Regions from separate parts of the Homo sapiens genome. Here region 1 is linked to region 2. Evidence: chromatin loops called from intact Hi-C (ENCODE). Cell type or tissue: endothelial cell of umbilical vein. All regions are shown on one strand. Links, peaks and the distances in the headings refer to the core of each region. The heading gives the core; the rest is flanking DNA.

Evidence for each region. A loop is a pair of places that touch in the nucleus more often than their neighbours do. Peaks named below come from ENCODE experiments on the same cell type or tissue, not always from the same donor. Only the 100,000 strongest peaks of a DNase experiment are listed, where the experiment ranks them.
Region 1: it touches region 2 in a loop (4-fold over the local background); 8 of 110 quality-filtered maps call a loop at or near these places.

What each region holds. Positions count from the first base shown.
Region 1 is chr6:38,670,778-38,673,598 of GRCh38, reverse strand. No RefSeq gene overlaps it. Among named protein-coding and RNA genes, the nearest start is that of GLO1, 31 kb to the left of the region's middle. In endothelial cell of umbilical vein, for the core only: a CTCF peak has its summit at 1,544 (motif pointing right); a DNase peak (open chromatin) is centred at 1,568; H3K27ac peaks cover 166 bases.
Region 2 is chr6:38,571,059-38,573,879 of GRCh38, reverse strand. The region is part of intron 6 of BTBD9 (BTB domain containing 9); the gene reads left to right. Among named protein-coding and RNA genes, the nearest start is that of BTBD9, 67 kb to the left of the region's middle. In endothelial cell of umbilical vein, for the core only: no CTCF peak of the experiment used is centred there; a DNase peak (open chromatin) is centred at 1,519; H3K27ac peaks cover 1,393 bases.

The DNA.
Region 1 (2,821 bases), core at 146-2,645, 100 kb before region 2:
CACTCTGACTTAGATGGATCGTATTTACCCAAGCTGGCTGCATGAGGGTGGACAGTGAATCAGAATTGAGACTGCCAGAATGGAGGAGCAAATAGGGGCTTCTGGGTAGGTGTAAACAGAAACCGCACCCAGAGTCAAATTAGATATTGAGAATTAGATATTAGGTGCAGAGTACTGTAAGAAATGAAACATTTCTTGCCCTCAGAGCTTAGGTCTGAGATTGTGGTTCTCAATCATATTAGACTTAGCTGACCCTGTTTATAATAACATTGTAACATAATATCTATCACATCCACTATCCTGAAATGACATTCACATGATATAACCTACTTATTGGCACGACATGAAGAAACATCAGTCAATACCTTTATGGTAATATGAAGGAGAAATATAATCAGGTTGCAATAAAATTGTGCATTTTAGTATGTCAGTGCCCACATAGACTAGAAGACAATGGAGTAGTCAGGTGCTTGCCCTTACATATGGAAGAAGAAAACATCAGAGTATTGTTGACACTCTTTGATATTTTAAATAAAGACTGAATTTATGATTCATGAAGAGCTATAATTTTACAAATTTAAATACATATTCATAACAGGTGCATTTTACTGATGACTCAAAAACATGATGTTATGTTGGAAATATTTCCCAAAATGGTGATCAATTCTTGCTAAAGTTTCGAATAAAAGAGTAACTTTTTTGTTTATAGAATAGTTTTTTCCCTAGCAAATATTAAAATTATAAATGCAAATAAGTAAGATACAAGTTGTAAGTTCAGATAATAAAAAGCAGGCTTTAATTCTTTTTTAAAATTTAGAATAGTTTTAGATTTGCAGAAATGTTGCAAAGATAGTGCAGAATTCACATACACCACATACCTAGTTTCCCCTATTTTAAAAATCTTACATTAGTGTGGGACATTTATCACAATTAATGAAACTATATTGATATTATTAACTGAAGTCCATACTTATTCCAATTTCCTTCATTTTTACCTGCTGTTTCCTTACAGGTGACATTCAGGAAACCACATTCCATTTAGTCACCATGTATCCTTAGGCTACTCCAGACTGTGACAGTTTTTCAGACTTTCCTTGTTTTTGATGACTTTGACAGCTTTGAGGAGTACTCACTAGGTATTTTGCAAAACGTTTTTCAATTGGGATCTTCTGATTTTTTTTGTCATGATAAAACTGGGATTATTGTTTTTTGGAGGAATACCACAGAGACAAAGTGCTCTTGTCACATCAAGGGGACATACTATCAACATGACATGTCCCTGATCTTACTATGTTAACCTTAATCACCTGGCAGTGGTAGTGATGAGGAAGAAACTCATTATGTAAAGCCCACACTGGCTGGGGGGAGTTATGCTCCATCTCCTTGAGGGGAAAAGTAGGCTTTTTACCTATATGAATACTCAGTGGGACTTTCCAAAGTTATACAGGTCATTACAGGATGTCTAACATCCCTGCTCACCATCCACTAAATACCAATAGTGAAACCCAACCAAAAATGTCCCACAAGTCTCCGAAGTAACCCCTAGGGGTCAGTACTGCTCTGTTGAGAACCACTGGTCTAAGATTTCCAATTCAAGTTTCCTTAGAGTGTGAATTTAAAGCATTTATAAAGAAATCTGAGTACAGAATTCCTAATTTTATGCTTTCCTCCTTATTTACAGATGCTTTTTTCCTGCCTCTAATTCAGGAATTTATTTTAGGTATTTGCCTTTGAGTGTTCTTCTTTTATATAACTTTGTTTTACAAAAACTCATATTTTACATAAACTCATTTTCTTTTTACATGAACTCATATTTTATTGCCTTATATAATATTTAATTAAATTATATATTTAAAATTACAAGGATGATTGGATTGAGCACATTGGCAGTAGACACAATCGACTTGACAAGTAACTCATCTGAGGAAGTAGAAATGCACAGAGTGGCCAACTGGTTATAGTTACTCAGCCTGACAGGGCATCAGTTCTTTATTGAGGAAATGGTGAGTGCGGTTAATCCAATAACAGGTTAAGTGGAAATTGGTTAAGAGAATTTCTACTGTAAATGCATCGATTTGAGTCCTATCAATATTAGCAAAGGCTGAGTGCGGTGGCTCATGCCTGTAATCACAACAGTTTGGGAGGCCAAGGCGGGTGGGTTGCTTGAGCTCAAAAGTTCAAGACCAGCCTGGGAAACATAGGGAGGTCCCCATCTCTAGAAAACATAATACAATTAGCCGAGTGTGGTGGTGTGCATCTGTGGTCTGAGCTACTTGGGAGCTGAGGTGGGAGGATTGCTTGAGCCCAGGAGGTCAAGGCTGCAGTGAGCTATGATTGCCACTGCACTACCGTCTGGGTGACAGAGGGAGACTCTGTCTCTAAAAATATATATATAAGAAAATATTACAGAAGATTGTTTAATGCCAGTACCTAGGATTGCTCTAGTTGTAATGAAATAGGCACTTTTATAGACTTCATCCAAACCACTTCAATTTTACAGTAAGTTTCACGAGTTATTTTATAAAGACTTAAAATGTTCACATCTTATCTGGAAATAATGTGATATTCTGGGAATTCTGTATCCTAGAAAATATTGTATCCTTGAAAATTTATTGCTTGTATCACTTTTCATAATAGCAAAAAATAAACAAATGTCCAAAACTTGGGAAATCATTAACTTTTATAGTACCCACAATGATAGAATATTATCTATTCTACTTTAACACCACTAAATTGTGTCTTTAAAGAATGCTTAAAGATGTAGAGAAATGGTTATGAGATATCCAGTGGAAAAAGCAAGTTTATGTACATTATGCTTTTG
Region 2 (2,821 bases), core at 106-2,605:
TTTCTTAGATGATCGAGCCTAGTACTAAACAGAAAACACTAGTAATGAATGGTGGATATTGAGTACTCTGGGGGGTGCTCTTAAAATTTTGAGCTATTCCTCAACATGGTGCTGTTAATTTGGCAGCCATATAATATTGCTGAAAAATGAGAAAACTTTAGAACATGAGCGAAAATGGATAGAAGTAGAATTCAAAGTGTGCATGTGACTGGTGGCTGGAATTGCAAGTGGGATCTTGGTCTAAAACCTGGGAGTTGAGAGAGAAGAAAGCAGGGCTAAAAGCAACGTTCTCAAGGTTATGCCCGTTGAGAGAGGGAACAAGAGCGTAGGTGGGAGAGGTATTTACTTCAGGGGCTGGTCAGAGTTTAGAGGAGGATTAGGAGCGTTGTTTACTGGAGACAAGGCCAGACAGGGTGTTGAGATGGGTGTAAATTGACAATTTAGAGTCTGGCATAGGAGAGATGAACTTGGTTAATACAAAACGGTTTCTTTCTTTATTTCCTTTTTTAAAAAATTATCAAAATGGAAATATCTCTCATTATAAAGTTATAATGTATATATTTTAAATATTGATAAAACTTGCCATCTGGAAATGTTGTACTCAATTTCTACCAATTGCATGTAAAAATGCCCCTTTCTGTGAACCTTCACCAATGCAGACACTGTCACCGTTTTGCCAATGTAATACATAATTTGTTTAAAACAAAAATCCTATTTTACTTTGAATTTCTTTATTGGTGAGTTAAAGTATCTTTTAATACTGGCCATTTGTTAATTTCTTATTTATGAAAAGCCTGTTTTTGTCTTCTGCATATTTTTCTTCTGAGATAGTTTTCTTTTTGTCTTGTGAGAACTTTGTATCAATACATATATATATATGACATTATCCTTTTGCCTGTCATATATGAAATTTGTTAACGCATTTTTAGTGTTTTATTGGTACTTTTTGCCATATAGAATTTTACTTTTTAAAAAATGTATTCAAATCTGTCAGTCTTTTAAATGATTTCTGGCTTGGTATTATGATTAGAAGATTATTCCTCACTCTAATATTAAAGTATGTTAAACTTTTATGTATATATATATATTTTTTCCACTACTTGTTTTTTTTTTTTAAGCCTTATATCTTAAGTATTTAATACAGTCAGGATATTTTGCATAGATCTTTTCAGGTAGGGATAGTCAGTTGATTAAAGTCATTTATTTGATAATCATTTCTTGCTATCCTAATGTGATCAGCCATATTTATGATGAGCTGGATTCTAGCATATACCCTACTCAGTTCCACTGATTTCTTTGATTCTTGCTGAAAGTATTTTAATTATTGTAGTTCACTTCCCTCCTTTTTCTTCTTTTCTTAGAATGAGAAATTGTGTGTGCCATATGTGTCATAGAAAAAAGAAAGGGTATCATAGAGCATCTGCTAGGCTGTCTTCTGGTTGTTGTAGTCACATTAGAGGCCGTAAGTGATGATAAACATCTCACTAGAATGGTTCTACTTTCACTTACAACAGGAAATTTAGGCATGCTTCACCAGCTAAGGAAATAGATTTTATGTATTCATTCGTCACTCACCCATTCAACAAATAAGCGCCTACTTTATGCTATTGTTGTACTTGATATTGAGGCCACAACACTGAAGAAGATTGCCAAGGTTTCTGTGCTTTTGGAATTTGGGAGAAACAGATTAAAACAAACAAATAATAAGCACATCACATAATTATAAGTGTTGCAAAGATGGTACTGTGATAGTAACAGAAGTCAGGGGAGAAGGATTATTTTAAATAGGATGGTTAGAAAAGGCCAGAGATGGGGGGTAGGTGTTTTAAGCTGAGATGAAGGGGGTGATATTTTCTGGTCATTGTTTTATTTGTTTTTGGTTTTGTGTGTGTGTGTGTGTGTGTGATTGTTTCTTTGTTTTTTAGATGGGCTTGCTCTGTCACCCAGGCTGGAGTGCAGTAGTGCAATCTTGGCTCACTGCAACCTCTGCCTGCTGGGCTCAAATGATTCTTCTACCTCACCCTCCTGAGTAGCTGGGACTACAGGCATGTGTCACCACACTCAGCTAGTTTTTTCTATTTTTAGTAGAGATGGGGCCTTGCCATGTTGCCCAGGCTGGTCTTCAACTCCTGGACTCAAGCGATCTGACTGCTTCAGCCTCACAAAGTGCTGGGATTACAGGTGTGAGACACCATGCCTGGCCCATTGTTTTAGATATTTACACAACATCTAAATATTTTCTTTGGTGTACATTGAATGTTATTTGGCAGTAGCTGGTCTACTGTGGGAGACCTCATTAGAGGAATACTCTAACTTTACTGTGTTTTGGTATATGGCATTTTAATCTCATTTATTGCTACTATACATTCTAGGCCCCCCTCATTCCTGGTGTCAATAGATACAGCATAATTTTTTTTCACCTATTCTCATTAGATTATAGTACTTACATAGTGCTATAGATCTACATAAAATAAATGAGAAAATAAGCATTGCTATTTATGGAAGCATTCTTTCCCTGCTATATTAACACTTGTATAACATATGTCTTCTTTCATTTCTCTTTTGTTCCCTACACCTCTGCCCATAACTGGGCATTGATGTATCTATTTACTTTTAAAGGTAGACACTCTTACATTATTCAGTGTTCACTAGATTGCTTTAGAATCCTAGCTAGAATAATACTGAGCCTTTACTTTCTTCTTATGACTGAAGAGCTTCACAATTCAAGAAATGCCTTATTCAGATGTAAAAGAAACAGGATTAGTTTCATTTTTTAAAAAGTTATCTTTTTAGTTCATACTTAGTTTGAGTTGTCCATCTA